Regions from separate parts of the Homo sapiens genome. Here region 2 is linked to region 1. Evidence: chromatin loops called from intact Hi-C (ENCODE). Cell type or tissue: Caco-2. All regions are shown on one strand. Each heading gives the region's core, and the rest is flanking DNA. Links, peaks and the distances in the headings are about the cores only. Region 1 overlaps RAI14 (retinoic acid induced 14). Region 2 overlaps RAI14 (retinoic acid induced 14).

Evidence for each region. Peaks named below come from ENCODE experiments on the same cell type or tissue, not always from the same donor. Only the 100,000 strongest peaks of a DNase experiment are listed, where the experiment ranks them.
Region 2: it touches region 1 in a loop (2.7-fold over the local background); 1 of 110 quality-filtered maps calls a loop at or near these places.

Annotation. Positions count from the first base shown.
Region 1 is chr5:34,698,268-34,701,185 of GRCh38, forward strand. All of the region lies in intron 2 of RAI14 (retinoic acid induced 14), which reads left to right. Among named protein-coding and RNA genes, the nearest start is that of RAI14, 43 kb to the left of the region's middle. RefSeq lists enhancers at 1,925-2,426, 2,427-2,918. In Caco-2, for the core only: no CTCF peak of the experiment used is centred there; a DNase peak (open chromatin) is centred at 1,714.
Region 2 is chr5:34,821,320-34,824,237 of GRCh38, forward strand. It overlaps RAI14 (retinoic acid induced 14), which reads left to right. Exons shown (of 18, transcript NM_015577.3): 14 at 413-531; 15 at 1,637-2,918. Among named protein-coding and RNA genes, the nearest start is that of TTC23L, 16 kb to the right of the region's middle. In Caco-2, for the core only: no CTCF peak of the experiment used is centred there; no DNase peak of the experiment used is centred there.

The sequences.
Region 1 (2,918 bases), core at 222-2,721:
CACTTCCCTTTAAAGCATCATCATGAGGATTAGGATAAAATCTGGCACAAAGAAACTTCTCAATAAATGGCAGCTGCTGATATTGGTTACCCCTGGTGCCTAGCACAGTGCCTGGCATTTGTAGTACCTAAAATTGTGTGTGTGATGGATGAATGGTCTCAAAACGTCCCATCTAGTTAAGGTCTTATGACTGACACACATGAAACAATTAAGGCAGTGCCAGGTTTGTGCCATTCACAGTGACTCTGGTGTGTGGCCATTCAACATCGCAGGAGTTTAGAGAAGACTTCATAGAAGGTGAGTTAGGGGCTGAGCCATCACGATTGGGTAGGTTGGGATTAACAGAGGAAACCAGTACTAATGAGTAGAGGTGGGGTGAAGAGACTCTAATGGAGAAGGATATATACATGGGCAAATAACAGAAAATCAAGTGTGATGGGAGGTATGGGCCTCTCTATACGTCATTGAAAGCCTGGAATGGGTGGGGTGGGTGAAATAGAAGAATGAGGTTTCAAGTTGATTACATTTTCACTGTAGGATGATTTGGGGTTTTGAGAGACCGTAACCAGAAAAGGGGGCCAGGACTAGGGCCAGGGCTAGGCTGGTGGCTGCTGTGGGGCAAGAACGACGGGATTTGAGTGTGCGTGGGGATGAAGAGCAAGCAGGGAGGGAGCCTAGATTCCCTGCTGATACACCAAGGAAAGTCTCTCCCTTGCACTGCCACACCCTGTCCTGCCGTGCCAGCCAAGTGTGAGTGCCCCTCATCTCCTGAGAAATCTGGCGTGGCCTTAGCATTTCATTAGGCAACTTGGTGGGAAGACACACTAGAAAACATGAAAGGTGAGATCTCTTTGATTAAACAAGAATGTTTGGGTACAACTATTTACCACTAAAATACACTTAGCTACTAGGCATCATTCTAAGCAACTTAACAAACTGTGATTTATTTATACCTCTCATTAGAGAAGTGCTGTATGTATTCCCAGTTTACAGATGAGAAAACTGCAACATGGTATCTTGCTATGTTGGTTTCCAAAAGTGGCTGTAACAAAGTACCCTAAAGGGAGTGGCTTAAACCAGAGGTCAGCAGCCTCAGCTCCTTCTGGGGCTGTGAGGAAGAATCAGCCGTGTCTCTCCCCAGCTTCTGGTGGTTTGCTGGCAATCTTTGGTGTTTCTTGGCTTATAGGAGCATCATCCTGATCTCTGCCTCATCTTTGTATAGCGTTTTCCCTGTTTGCATGTTTGTTACCAAATTTCCCCTTTAATAAGGACCTCAGTTGTATGGGAGTAGGGGCCCACCTTATTCTTAACTAATTACAGCTGCAGTCCCCCTATTTCTAAACAAGGTTACATTCTGAGACATTGGGGGTTAGGGCTTCAACATATGGATTTTGGGGGAAACACGATTCAGCCATAACTCTTGTCCAAATCACAAAGCTAAAGTAGGGTGCAGAACTTGCACCTGGGAACTCTGGGTGCGGAGCCAGTGTCCTGCCACTGCTGGTGCACACGGGTGTTTGCTGTCAGGAGAACAAAATATGATGATTCCAGCCGGCCAAGTAAAGGCCTGGACTTGAATTTCAAATTCCTCATTCCAATTTCCAGTGGAAACTGACAGATAGTAATCATGGGTAATCTTTGACCAAAACATGCTTCAGTGACAGGGACGCCTAGGAGCCAGGTACTGGATTAGCTTTCTGAAAGCTTCTGGTGCTAGAGATAAGGAGGGTGGGGAGAGGGGCGGAGAATATGGAAATCAAAGCGGTCAGACTTGTTTTGAGCTGGGTGGGGCCTGGAGAAGAGGCCCAAAGCGCAAATTGGGAACTGAGACTTCAGGTAGGTATGTTTTAAAATAACAAAAAGTACATTTTTTGTTTTAAAATAACAAAGGGTATGATTTAGCCTAGGTTGGCTGTGCTTGTGAAGGTTTGGTGCACAGTTTTCCCCTGGGTGGTGGTTTCTGATGCTGGGTTCAGGTCTTTGGGAGTTGTAGGTGCCTGGTGAATAACTGGAGGGCGGACTGTTTTGTAAGCTCTGGTCAGTGTTCAGTGAGTTAAGTCCAGCAGTCATTGGAGTCTATTGCTGTAGACTCTTGCCTTTTTAGGTGCATTTGGAAAATCCACCTAAGCCCTTTCCCCATGGTGAACAAGTGGCTTTAGGTGGCAAGTGGCAGTCTTGGACACAGTAGGACATGTGGGATACTTGTCCTTGCTCTCCCTGCAGTTCCAGCCCAGTTCCTACACTAGTCATTGTGTTGAATGAATGAGTGACTAAATGTAAAATGGAAATACTGACAGTTTATCGTCAACACCCTGTGGCCCCTCTCTGTTCAGCATTTACCACTTTATCCATGTAATGGACAGAAATAAAAGGTCAGTAGGGTTTTCTGGATGTGTTTCCTTTAGGATGCTCTGCATGCCCTCTTGGCCATGTCTGTGCTGTGTGAAATTAACAAGTATCATTGGAGGCCTTGGCTTGTTACCTACAATCTACCTGTGTGCTTATTTTGTACCCAGACTGTGAAATTATTTTGTATCTATAGCTCATTAGCTCAAGTGGTTGAAGAACCACACTAAAGAGCCACAGTTATGAATTTAGACCTTGTGTAGGCTAATTAACTAGCCTGTGTTCCTTGGGCAGAAAATTACCTAAATTTAGACCCAATTTAACTGACTGGCATCTGTGTCTGTGGTCAAAAAAGAGACTGACTTCTTAAGAGCATTGCAACTCCTTACCAGAAACATAAGAAAAGACAGTCCTTCGGTCCTGGTTTTGATGGGGCAGCTATGTCAACCTCATGTAAAGGACACTATTGAGGACGAAACTCTGATTTTTTTATCTTGCACAAATTCCTATGTAGGGGGTCTGGGGAGTCATGCCCTACAAACCATGAATTCCCATCAGATGGGTTTTATTTA
Region 2 (2,918 bases), core at 220-2,719, 120 kb after region 1:
ATAAAGTCTTAACTACAGTAATGGTGGTAGGGGGAAAGAAATAAACCAGATTCCAGAGACATTTCTAAAATGATTCACATAACTGAGACTTACAAGGCACAGGGAAGAACCAAAAACAACCAAGATATGACACTTAAGCAAATGAATAGGAAATATATGACCAAATTCATCAATTTTCAGATTGCCTTGTGTACACATGTATCTAGTATTGTGCTAGCAATACCACAGTAAGGAAACCCCAGTTTCCTTTCTATATAAAATGAAAATTTTAGTTCACCCATCCAGCTGCTAGGGCGTTTTATAATTAGGGCCAGGAAGAAGAACTGGATTAGGCTAGGAAGTGAATTTGTCTCAGGTTAGAGAAATAAGAGTTTAATTGTTTTATATTTTAAATGGCTTTCTCTTTCCCAAGGTGCTGATAGCTTATTGGATATAAGTTCTGAAGCTGACCAACAAGATCTTCTCTCTCTATTGCAAGCAAAAGTTGCTTCCCTTACCTTACACAATAAGGAGTTACAAGATAAATTACAGGTATATAAATAGATTGCTATCATGGACTATTCTGTAGAGTCAAGCTCTTGGTCTTTTCAGTAGTCAGATGTATTTTGTTTTAAATGTGTACATTAGTTTCTTTTTAAATATTAGCTTTAAGCATCTTATAGTTTCAGATTATTTGTTTCATGAGAGTGTTATTCATTAACTCTTTCTGTAAATTATTCAACTGGTAAATTATAAATAATTATACACATAGTATGATCAGTATTAAATATTCTATATGTTTAATAAATTATATAAATAAAACAAAATTTATAGAAAAAATTCTATATAAAATATACTATATGCATAGAATGATGCATAATATATAATTTTATATTTTGATTTTATATATATTAAAATTTTACGTTTTAAATTATATATGTATGTGTGTATGTATATATATATATATATATATATAAAATATTATCCATTTAGTAAAGTTGATCATTTAACAGGTTTAAGTACTTGATAAGAAATGGCTGTACCAAAAAATAAGAAGAAGAAATAGCTGTACTATATATCCATTACCCCTCTTGGCAAGTAGAATGATATAAGAAATAAAGGAAATTTTTGAATTGGAGGCTTTGTAGAGAAAACAATTTTAGTGTTTTCAAAGTGACACAAATCGTCTGTCCCAATAGAACCCAAAGCAAGCTTTGTGTCATTAGTCCCACTCATGTCCCAGACTGTCTTTTTTCATGGCATGAGAATACACAGGCAAAGTGATCATGCTACTCTCCCGTACCAAAGTTGCGGATTTACTCCTCTCATTCTAGTTGCTTGCTTAGCTAACCACGCCTTTGGTATCTTTTTTTTTTTTTTTTTTTTTTTTTTTTTTTTTTTTTGAGACGGAGTCTTGCTCTGTCGCCCAGGCTGGAGTGCAGTGGCGCGATCTCGGCTCACTGCAAGCTCCGCCTCCCGGGTTCACGCCATTCTCTTGCCTCAGCCTCCCGAGTAGCTGGGATCACAGGCGCCCGCCACCACGCCCGGCTAATTTTTTGTATTTTTTTTTAGTAGAGACGGGGTTTCACCGTGTTAGCCAGGATGGTCTCAATCTCCTGACCTTTGATATCATTTAATTCTTGCTTTTTTTTCCTAGGCCAAATCACCCAAGGAGGCGGAAGCAGACCTAAGCTTTGACTCATACCATTCCACCCAAACTGACTTGGGCCCATCCCTGGGAAAACCTGGTGAAACCTCTCCCCCAGACTCCAAATCATCTCCATCTGTCTTAATACATTCTTTAGGTAAATCCACTACTGACAATGATGTCAGAATTCAGCAACTGCAAGAGATTTTGCAAGATCTACAGAAGAGATTAGAGAGCTCTGAAGCAGAGAGAAAACAGCTACAGGTCGAACTCCAATCCCGAAGGGCAGAACTGGTATGCTTAAACAACACTGAGATTTCAGAGAACAGCTCTGACCTCAGCCAGAAACTTAAAGAAACTCAGAGCAAATACGAGGAGGCTATGAAAGAAGTCCTTAGTGTGCAGAAGCAGATGAAACTCGGTCTTGTCTCACCTGAAAGCATGGATAATTATTCACATTTCCACGAGCTGAGGGTCACGGAAGAGGAAATAAATGTGCTAAAGCAGGATCTGCAGAATGCATTAGAAGAAAGTGAAAGAAATAAAGAGAAAGTGAGAGAGTTAGAGGAAAAACTGGTAGAGAGGGAGAAAGGTACAGTGATTAAGCCACCTGTGGAAGAGTACGAGGAAATGAAAAGTTCATATTGCTCTGTTATTGAGAATATGAATAAGGAGAAAGCATTTTTGTTTGAGAAATACCAAGAAGCCCAAGAAGAAATCATGAAATTAAAAGACACACTAAAAAGTCAGATGACACAGGAAGCCAGTGATGAAGCTGAGGACATGAAAGAAGCCATGAATAGGATGATAGATGAACTCAATAAACAGGTGAGCGAGCTGTCACAGCTGTACAAAGAAGCCCAGGCTGAGCTGGAGGATTACAGGAAGAGGAAATCTCTAGAGGATGTCACAGCTGAATATATCCATAAAGCAGAGCATGAGAAACTGATGCAATTGACAAACGTGTCCAGGGCTAAAGCAGAAGATGCACTGTCTGAAATGAAGTCTCAGTATTCAAAAGTGTTGAATGAGTTGACCCAGCTCAAACAACTGGTGGATGCACAAAAAGAGAACTCTGTCTCTATCACAGAACATTTGCAAGTGATAACCACGCTGCGGACTGCAGCAAAAGAGATGGAAGAAAAAATAAGCAATCTTAAGGAACACCTTGCAAGCAAGGAAGTGGAAGTAGCAAAGCTGGAGAAACAACTCTTAGAAGAGAAAGCTGCTATGACTGATGCAATGGTACCTCGGTCTTCCTATGAAAAACTCCAGTCATCCTTAGAGAGTG